2 separate regions of the Homo sapiens genome follow, and region 2 is linked to region 1. Evidence: read pairs that join two places in POLR2A ChIA-PET (ENCODE). Cell type or tissue: MCF 10A. All regions are shown on one strand. Links, peaks and the distances in the headings refer to the core of each region. The heading gives the core; the rest is flanking DNA.

Region 1 (4,403 bases), core at 110-4,109:
TGTCCCCCAGCACCCACCAAAAAAAAAAAAAAAAAAAAAAAAAAGAGCAGAGGTAGAGATGGGGCAGGTAAGTTCTGCAGAACTGGGAACAGGGACCTAAGCCTCTCTCCAACAGGACAGCCATGAACTGGGTTGATTGTGTTGAATTCTGTAGCTTCCCATTGTCATTTCTAACTCCAGGGAAATGCATTTAAATGGTCAGGAGGTACCTTCTATAATGTTTACATATATACACACACACACACATACACACATACATATAATTCAAGTTCTGCTATTTGTTATTCATATGTGACGGCAAAGGCCTATAATGTATAATAACATCTAATGGAAATAGCAACATTACGTTTATAATACAGGTGTGGTGAGGTGTAATAGTGGAGCTGCATTCACAGCACACATTTGTACACGTTTGAATTGCCTGGGCTATGAGGCTGCTGTGCTGATAGCTGCTCTCCCAAAGTGCACGTGTGTATCTTTTCAGGATCTTCTTAAATTAGGTTGGTGCAAAAGTAATTGAGTTTTTTGTCATCAAAAGCAATGACAAAAGCCCCAGTTACTTTTGCACCAACCTAATAACTCAGAAATAAATGAAATTGAGGCTTTGTGTGGCTGGGGGTATGGAGAGTGAGCTCCATCACTCTCCCCTAATGTCTGCAGCCCTGTGATTTGCAGTGAGAAGCTCCTTGCTCTCCTTTCTAATAATTCCTGTTTGGGGTTGCAGTGGCATTTTTGCATGTTGTGGTTTGCTTCCTATGCTATGATTGGTTCACATCACTGCCTTTGAGTTCCAAATGCAGGAAAGCTGAATCTACTGCCTTCTTCTCCATCCAGTGCTGAGATCTGCCTTTTGGGATCCTGCCCTGAAGCCAAGGACAGCAGGATGAGAAATGAACATCTCTGTAGCTCCCCAGAATAAGACACCACCCAAACTTCAGTCCTTTCCCTAGCAACTTCTGGGGCTCCAGCCCAATTTGTTATATACAAACATGCACCAGAATTTGGCATTCCCTGGAATTAAGCCAAGTCACAGGCCAGACGTGCTTATTAGTTGATAATGAATTGCATTTTACATATTTATGCATTGGATATGTATTTCACTAGCATGCGTTTGCTATATATTTCACTTGGCAGTTTCCCAAACATTTTTATGTCCAGTGTCTCAGACACAGTGGTGAAAATGTACATAGGTTTTGGTAGAGATGGACCTGGACTTCCCCACTAGCCAGGGATGTGACTCTGGACAACTTAGGAAACCTCTCTGTGACTCATTTTTCTTGTTGGAAAAGGACATTTGTAAAATAGTCTCCCTTACAGGATTGCCTTACGGACCAATTGAGAGTCTTTATATAACATTCTTAATCTAATACCTGATATCCAGCAGCATTTTAGTTACTATTAATAATCATGGTACTATTATTAACTCCACAAGGGCCACATGCTTATCCCCATGTAATGGATGAGGCAAGACAGGCTCAAGAAATTGAGTGACTGTTTCCATGCCACACGCTGAAGCAGTGATCTCAAGAGGCCAAACTCAGTGACTTTTCCCCTATGTTTTTATTGACTTGCATTTTAGTAATTAGTGCCAGGCCACGCTAGACATAATCAATCAATCTATCTATCATGTATCTATCCATCCATCCATCCATCCATCCATGTACCTGTTTATCTATCCATCTGTCCATTCATCCATCTATCCATCCACCCATGTATCTATCTATCCATGTATCTATCCTTCCCTCCTTCTATCCACCTACCTATCTATCTGTAGTTTTCTTTTAATCATACAAAGATTCAATCATTTTTATAGCAATAACTGGCTGTTTGTTTTTGCAAACTCAGCCTAAGTTTACCTGGTCTTTGTGTCATGTTTCTCTAAAATGCAAATTTTTTTTCTTAAACTCACAATTTTAGGAAGCATTTGTGCAGCCTATTCCCCTTCATGGATTAAGTTAGAAGAAATCAGACAATTTGATTCGGTACTTGGTGCTTTAGGTATTTTATCTAAATTGGCAAAACACTCCTTGCCCCTCCAAAAGGAATACTGGGGTCCTGAGCATGCATTAGCTGTGGTTTCTGCGGGGGCTGGTGTCACATCGGCTTCCTGAACAGAGGTCTGCACATGAAGGGAAAGAGACCTCATAGCAAGTACACAAGCCTGGCATGGAATCTAAACACTCTTTAGTCGAATGTCAGATGACAGCTTGGATTTCTGAGTTTTCTGAGTGTGATCTGAGGAAGCGGGCCTGGCCTGCCACCCACGTTTTTGGCAAGCAATGAGGCTTACAACTGACTGTCCTCCAGTCGGCTCCTGTGCATGAGCGTTTTGAAGGACTTCGGCAAGAAGCCAAAGTGACATCATTGCTGCTGTTATCAGATGGGATGAAGTCCACATGTAAGGGCCCCGGATTTGGGCTGCTTGGGTTTGGATGGGGGAGGGGCAGGAATCTCACCAAGAGTCTTTTCTTGATACCTGAGTCCACCTGACACCGAGTGCGTGCTCAGTAAATATTTGTGGATATGACCCACTGACCTTGGAAATCAGCTGAATTTCAGAACTGTCCGTTCATTCTAAAGATAGCTCTTTGATTCTTTCACTGATTAATGAGTCAGGCTCCGTCTTTCTACCACCTCCTGAAATGCCCACGCTCACTAAGAGTCTGCGTGCTGCACTGCCAGACACACTTCATTTGGCAAAACTTAGGTTATGAGCTCACAATGTCAATTCAGGAAACGCAAGATGTATTTATCTAAGAGATCTTTTGCTTAGACTCTGTGCTAACGGTGATTCTCCCACCTTGGGATAAATGTAAATGTTTTGCCTTTTCATTTTGAAGATTCTTATTGTCAATATCAGTTTGTAGCTAAGGTCTGCATACTTTCTCTGGGTGAAATCATCATTCCCTATATTTCCATCTACCATTTCCATGATGAAGACTCCAATATCTATACCTCCAGGCCAAAACCCTGTTATTCTTCATTAATTTTATCAGATCTACCTTCACAAAATTTATTATGACCACATGCCACATGTTATAATTAACTTAATTTTTTCCATTAAATGGATTATCTCCTTCTCTATCTAACTAGATATTTTTAAAACAACTTTATATCATGAGCATATAAATAGAAAACCCAGCTTCATCCATGTCCCTGCAAAGGACATGATCTCGTTCCTTTTTATGGCTGCATAGTATTCCCTGGTGTATATGTACCACATTTTCTTTATCCAATCTATCATTGATGGGTATTTGGGTTGGTGCTGCAACGAATATATGTGTGCATGTATCTTTATACTAGAATGATTTATATTCCTTTGGGTGTATACCCAGTAATTGGATTGCTGGGTCAAATGGTATTTCTGGTTCTAGATTCTTGAGGAATCGCCACACTGTCTTCCACAATGGTTGAACTAATTTACTTCCCACCAACAGTGTAAAAGCGTTCCTATTTCTCCATAGCCTTGCCAGCATCTGTTGTTTCTTGACTTTTTTTTTTTTTCAGACTGAGTCTCACTCTGTCACCCAGGCTGGAGTGCAGTGGCATGACCTCGGCTCACGGCAACCTCCGCCTCCCAGGTTCAAGTGATTCTCCTGCCTCAGCCTCCCAAGTTGCTGGGACTACACGCGCACACCACCATGCCTGGCTAATTTACATTTTCAGTAGAGATGAGGTTTCGCCATGTTGGCCAAGCTGGTCTGCAACTCCTAACCTCAGGTGATCTACCAGCCACAGCCTCCCAAAGTGCTGGGATTACAGGAGTGAGCCACCAAGCCTGGGCTGTTTCTTGACTTTTTAATAATCGACATTCTGACTGGCATGCAAACACTGCACGTTCTCACTCATAAGCGGGAGCTGAACAATGAGAACACATGGACACAGGGAGGTAAACAACACACACCGGGCCTGTCGGGGGGATGGCGTACAGGGAGGGAGAGCATCAAGATAAACAGCTAATGCATGTGGGGCTCAATACCTAGGTGATGGGTTGATAGGTGCAGCAACCCACCATGGCAAACGTTTACCTATGTAACAAACCTGCATGTTTTGCACATATATCCTGGAACTTAAAATAGAATTAAATTTAAAAAAAAAAAAAAAAGAAAAGATAACCCAGCATTACTTACCATAAATAGCAACTATTTAGAAGTTCAATACTCTAATTTCTCTTGAGATCGTATAGCTCTTTCGCTTTTTACTATTTAGAAGTTGAAGACACCAAACGGCCACCAAATCCTGTGAATCTGAGCTCAAAAACAACTTAAATCTGGTCTCATTTCTGCTCCCCCACTGCCACAGGGCTGAGTTTTGCAACAACCTCCTCTGTTTTTCCTTTCACTTAATTTGCCAGTTATTCCTGGCCGGGTGCGGTGGCTCACGCCTGTAATCCCAACACTTTG
Region 2 (4,403 bases), core at 197-4,196, 54 kb after region 1:
AATGTCTGCAACAGAGGATGGAGATTGATGCGTGGGCAGGTCTGCTGCCCAGATGGCCTACCTAGCCTTGTTTTGCTTTTCAATTGAGCCAACATTGAAAATGAGAATATTTCACATAAACAGGTAGAGTTCTGGCTTCTCTTAAAATATCTGACAGTTCCTAGCCTACACACTCACGTGATTAAATTGAGTAGGAACTGGTTAGTGACCTTTCTCTTTAGGACACACATTCTAACTCCATTTGGACTCAGTATTGTGTCTTTGACTCTGAGACCAAGTGGCAGTTGTATTTATAAGCACACATGGAACGTTGGATTTCTCAATAAAGGAAAACCCTCCTCCCTGACCATGTCTCTATCAAAATTCAGAAAGTAAAAGATAAGCTAAGAAGGTTGCTTGCGTGCTTTAAGAAAAATGGGAGAGAGCACCTCACTTGGAGGAAAGTTAAGGTTCTTTAGTAATTGCCTGTCACATCAGTTCACTCATGCTATCACCTTCCTGGTTCCAGAAGGTATTTGAGTTTGAGATCCCTGGCATAGAGCTTACTCCTGAAATATTTGCCCAACAGGAAATCTAACTTGAAGTTTTTTCTAGTAAGAGAAACCATCTCTGTAACTTTATCCATCTCATTCTTCATCAAAGCATAGCTCTGTCTCTAGGTGACTGTGTCACACCCCTAGTCATGCTCATGATCCCATTCATTCTCAGCTTCTTGGAGTTTTGCTTCCAACACTAAGTCCATCTGTTTTTTACATCTCTACTCTTACTGCACAGATCTCATCAGCTATTAAGAAAACTATTACTTCCCTTTACTACTGCTGTTTCTCCCTTTCATTGCCCAGATACTTAAGCAAATGGTGTGTGGTCCCTGCCCCAAGTTGTGTGTCATTTATGCCATCTGCTACACTTACCTCAAGCCAATTTTGATTCCATGCAGTCTGGGGTTCATTCCAATAACTTCCTTGATTATTCTCTCATCAAGATCGTCAAAGATTTCCTTCTAGCCACTTCCAGTTACTTTGCTTTCATTGAATGTACTGGGCTTTTAACAATACTGAGTTTCCATGCTTTTTTGAGAACTTGTTGCCCCTGGATTTCATGACAATAGATAACCTAGGTTTTTCCACCTCCTAACAGTAAATGGCTTCCTAGCTTCTTTATTTTCTACAAAATCTAAACTTACTCCTATGAAGAGTTTATTTGTATTTACAGCTCTTATGATTACATATATCTCTTATGCCCCCAAGTTATGCATCTTTACAGAATCCTTTAACCAAATATATGTGTAAACCTTTTAGATTTTAAGGTTTTAGATTATAAAATCTTTTAGATTTTAGATTCACTTACAATTAGGTTAATTAATAGTGTATCATATTCCCAACTGCTAATGTTGATATTATTAATTCTACTCTCATTTTAGGCATAAACAACTCCAGAGAAGTTAATATGCACCTGCTCATGAATGACTAGAAAATAGTGTGAATTTCAGCTTGACGGCTGCAAAAACTTGGTGCTGGGGAAGGCAACAGCTGACAATGTTGATCAGACACCATGAATTAATAGTAGGAAGTCCATATGGTGATAGAGACAGAAAATCTTATTTCAGTTCAGAGAATCTTAATCAGCTCTGTCACTTAATTGTTACATGACTTTATTAGCTATACTAAGTGATTGCTCTGACCTGTTTTCTTAGCTTTAAAATGAACAATATAATAATAATTAAATTACTTGAAGTTAGGATCTGAAGTACACTTTTTGTTTGTGGCAGGAATTGGTATTCTTGTTCGCCCTGTCCATGCCACTGAGATTTTCTGTCTTCCTTTTCTGTTCTCCCTGTTCCCCCAAGCAGCCTTGCCGTGAGTGTGACAGAGCACTAGCAAGCTCCCTAACACTGAGAACTCCTGCTGGGGGTCTGGTCTGTATGCCTTATCCCTAGGGAGGTGATTATTCATCCGCTCAGCTGGAACCATGATGAGGTGCTGTGTCATCTATGTGGGTGGCTGTGATTTTTGAGACGTTCCTGCAGCTGTGACCCATCCTCATAGGGAACTCCTTTGGATACTGAAATAAGTTCCTTGTTATTCCTGATTTCACTGGCTGCAATGACCACTTCAGAATTTCTACGTAGGAGGGTCCTAGGGTCAGCCTTTTGTATGGGGGGAAGGATTTGTCTAGGAGCCTTCCTTAAAACTGCACACGAATGGCAAGTTCATTATTTTTACACACATTCCTTGTTTATTTGAGGGGACTGGAAGGTGCTCAGGAAAACCTACTTCCAAGCCGCTGCGAAGCACCAGCTACTTTCATTTTGGAATTGACATTTGTACTACTGACCATTTCTCTTTTAGGGGAGTGGCATAGCCCTGTGGTTGGATTGTTTCCACCAATTCTGACCTTGGCATGTCCAGCTCCTTCATTTCTCATGTGTCCATTTGCTGATGGTCCCACAGTATCTACTGGCTCTTCCTGAGACGTGACACATTCTTCTAAAAATGATTTCATCCTCCCATCCAACACCATCCATCTGTTAATAAAATGATCATTTTGTTAGCAGCATCAGCTCTTTCTTCTCTTAAAAGGTCAAGCCATTCCTTAAATCTGGTAGAATATTTAATTCCTTTTGCCGATGAGATCCGTAATGGTTACCCCTCTTTAGTTGCCTCTTTTAACCTTGATACACCTGGCTAGAAGTCTATGAATTTTATGAATCTTTTCAAAGAACCAGCTTTTGGTTTCACTGGTTTTCTCTATTGAGCTTTTGTTTTAAATTTTGTTGATTTTTTAATCTAAATTTTAAATTTTATTTTATTTTAGATTCAGGGGGTACCTGTGCATGTTTGTTACGTGGGTATATTGCGTGCTGGTGAAGATTGGGCTTCTAGTGTGCCCATCATCCAAAGAGTGAACATCGTACCCATGGGCAATCTCTCAACTCTCTCACCACTTCCTACCCTCACTTAAATACTTTTTCTTTCTTCGTGTTCATTTTAGGCTTAAATTACTCTTCTTTCTCTAGATTCAGAAGGTATGAGATTGGACTTGGATCTTCTTTTTCTGACATATGCATTTAATACTATACATTTCCCGCTAAGCACCATTTTTACCGCATGCCACAAGTTTTGGTAAGTTGTATTTCCATTTTTGTTTAGTTCAAAATAGTTTCTTTTTTGCTTTTTTTTTTTTTTTTTTTTTTTTTGAGACAGAGTCTCGCCCTGTCCCCCACGCTGGAGTGCAATGGCCCAATCTCTGCTCACTGCAACCTCTGCCTCCCGGGTTCAAGTGATTCTATTGCCTCGGCCTCCTGAGTAGCTGGGATTACAGGCAGGCTCCACCATGCCCAGGTAATTTTTGTATTTTTAGTAGAGACGGGGTTTCGCCATGTTGGTCAGGCTAGTCTTGAACTGCTGACCTCAGGTGATCCTGGCCTCGACCTCCCAAGTGCTGGGATTACAGGCGTGAGCCACCGCACCTGACCCTAGTTCAAAATATTTTCTAAGTGTATATTGAGACTTCTTTTTTGATCCACATATTACTTAGAAATATGTTGTCAAATCTCCAAAAATCTGAGAATGTTCTTTTCTTTCTGTTAATAATTTCTAGTTCAAGTCCATTGTGGTGTAAGAACATATGTTGTATGATTTCTATATTTTAAATTTATAAAAGTGTGTTTTATGTCCTGGAATTCAGTCTATTTTAGTGACTGTTCCATGTGAGCTAGAGAGAAATGTGTATTCTGCTATTTCGGGATGGTATATTTTATGAATGTTAATTGTGTCAATTTGGTAGTGCTTTCATTAGCACTTCTTACTAAGTTAACTCTTGGATGTTTTTATAAATTTTGTTGCTAGTAAAATGCCAATTTATTATTTAGTATTTTGATCCTCAGTACATCATATATACTGAACAAATATTTGAAAGAAAAATGAGGTTAAACGCTTATACTTATTTCATTCACTCCTCTTATTTTATGCACTATAAAGTATGCCAGAAAGATAATGTGGCTTGGCCGAGATCACTCAGCTATACATATTTTTTAATGAGAGTACCAAACAGGTACAATAAGAGTGTAACAGTAAAAAGAAAAGTAGTTTACTGTCCAACAGACATGGGTTTGAACCTTGGACTGCTCACATACAAACTGAGTAACTGTGGCCTTTCTGCATCTCAGTCGCCCAATCAGTAAAAATTGTGAACCACAACCCCAAGCTTGCAGAGCTGTTGTGAGGATTAAATAACAAATTGCATTAAAAACACAGCCAACGCTGAGCACAGGACACTGTATGTGTTTCAAAAGTGCTCTGTCCTTTCTACATCTGGAAATAGGAGAGCTTCTGCCACCAGATACAAAAAAGAATTCTCCATGAAGCAAAAGTGACGACATTATTTCAACAGCCACAGGGAAA

Evidence for each region. ChIA-PET counts read pairs that join two places held together with the same protein. Peaks named below come from ENCODE experiments on the same cell type or tissue, not always from the same donor. Only the 100,000 strongest peaks of a DNase experiment are listed, where the experiment ranks them.
Region 2: POLR2A ChIA-PET joins it to region 1 with 6 read pairs; 2 of 35 experiments call an interaction of 5 or more read pairs at or near these places.

Annotation. Positions count from the first base shown.
Region 1 is chr17:13,414,202-13,418,604 of GRCh38, reverse strand. No RefSeq gene overlaps it. Among named protein-coding and RNA genes, the nearest start is that of LINC02093, 110 kb to the right of the region's middle. In MCF 10A, for the core only: no CTCF peak of the experiment used is centred there; a DNase peak (open chromatin) is centred at 2,384.
Region 2 is chr17:13,360,483-13,364,885 of GRCh38, reverse strand. It overlaps LOC105371543 (a long non-coding RNA gene), which reads left to right. Exons shown (of 5, transcript XR_934238.3): 3 at 3,017-3,122. Among named protein-coding and RNA genes, the nearest start is that of LINC02093, 56 kb to the right of the region's middle. RefSeq lists an enhancer at 1,670-2,171. In MCF 10A, for the core only: no CTCF peak of the experiment used is centred there; no DNase peak of the experiment used is centred there.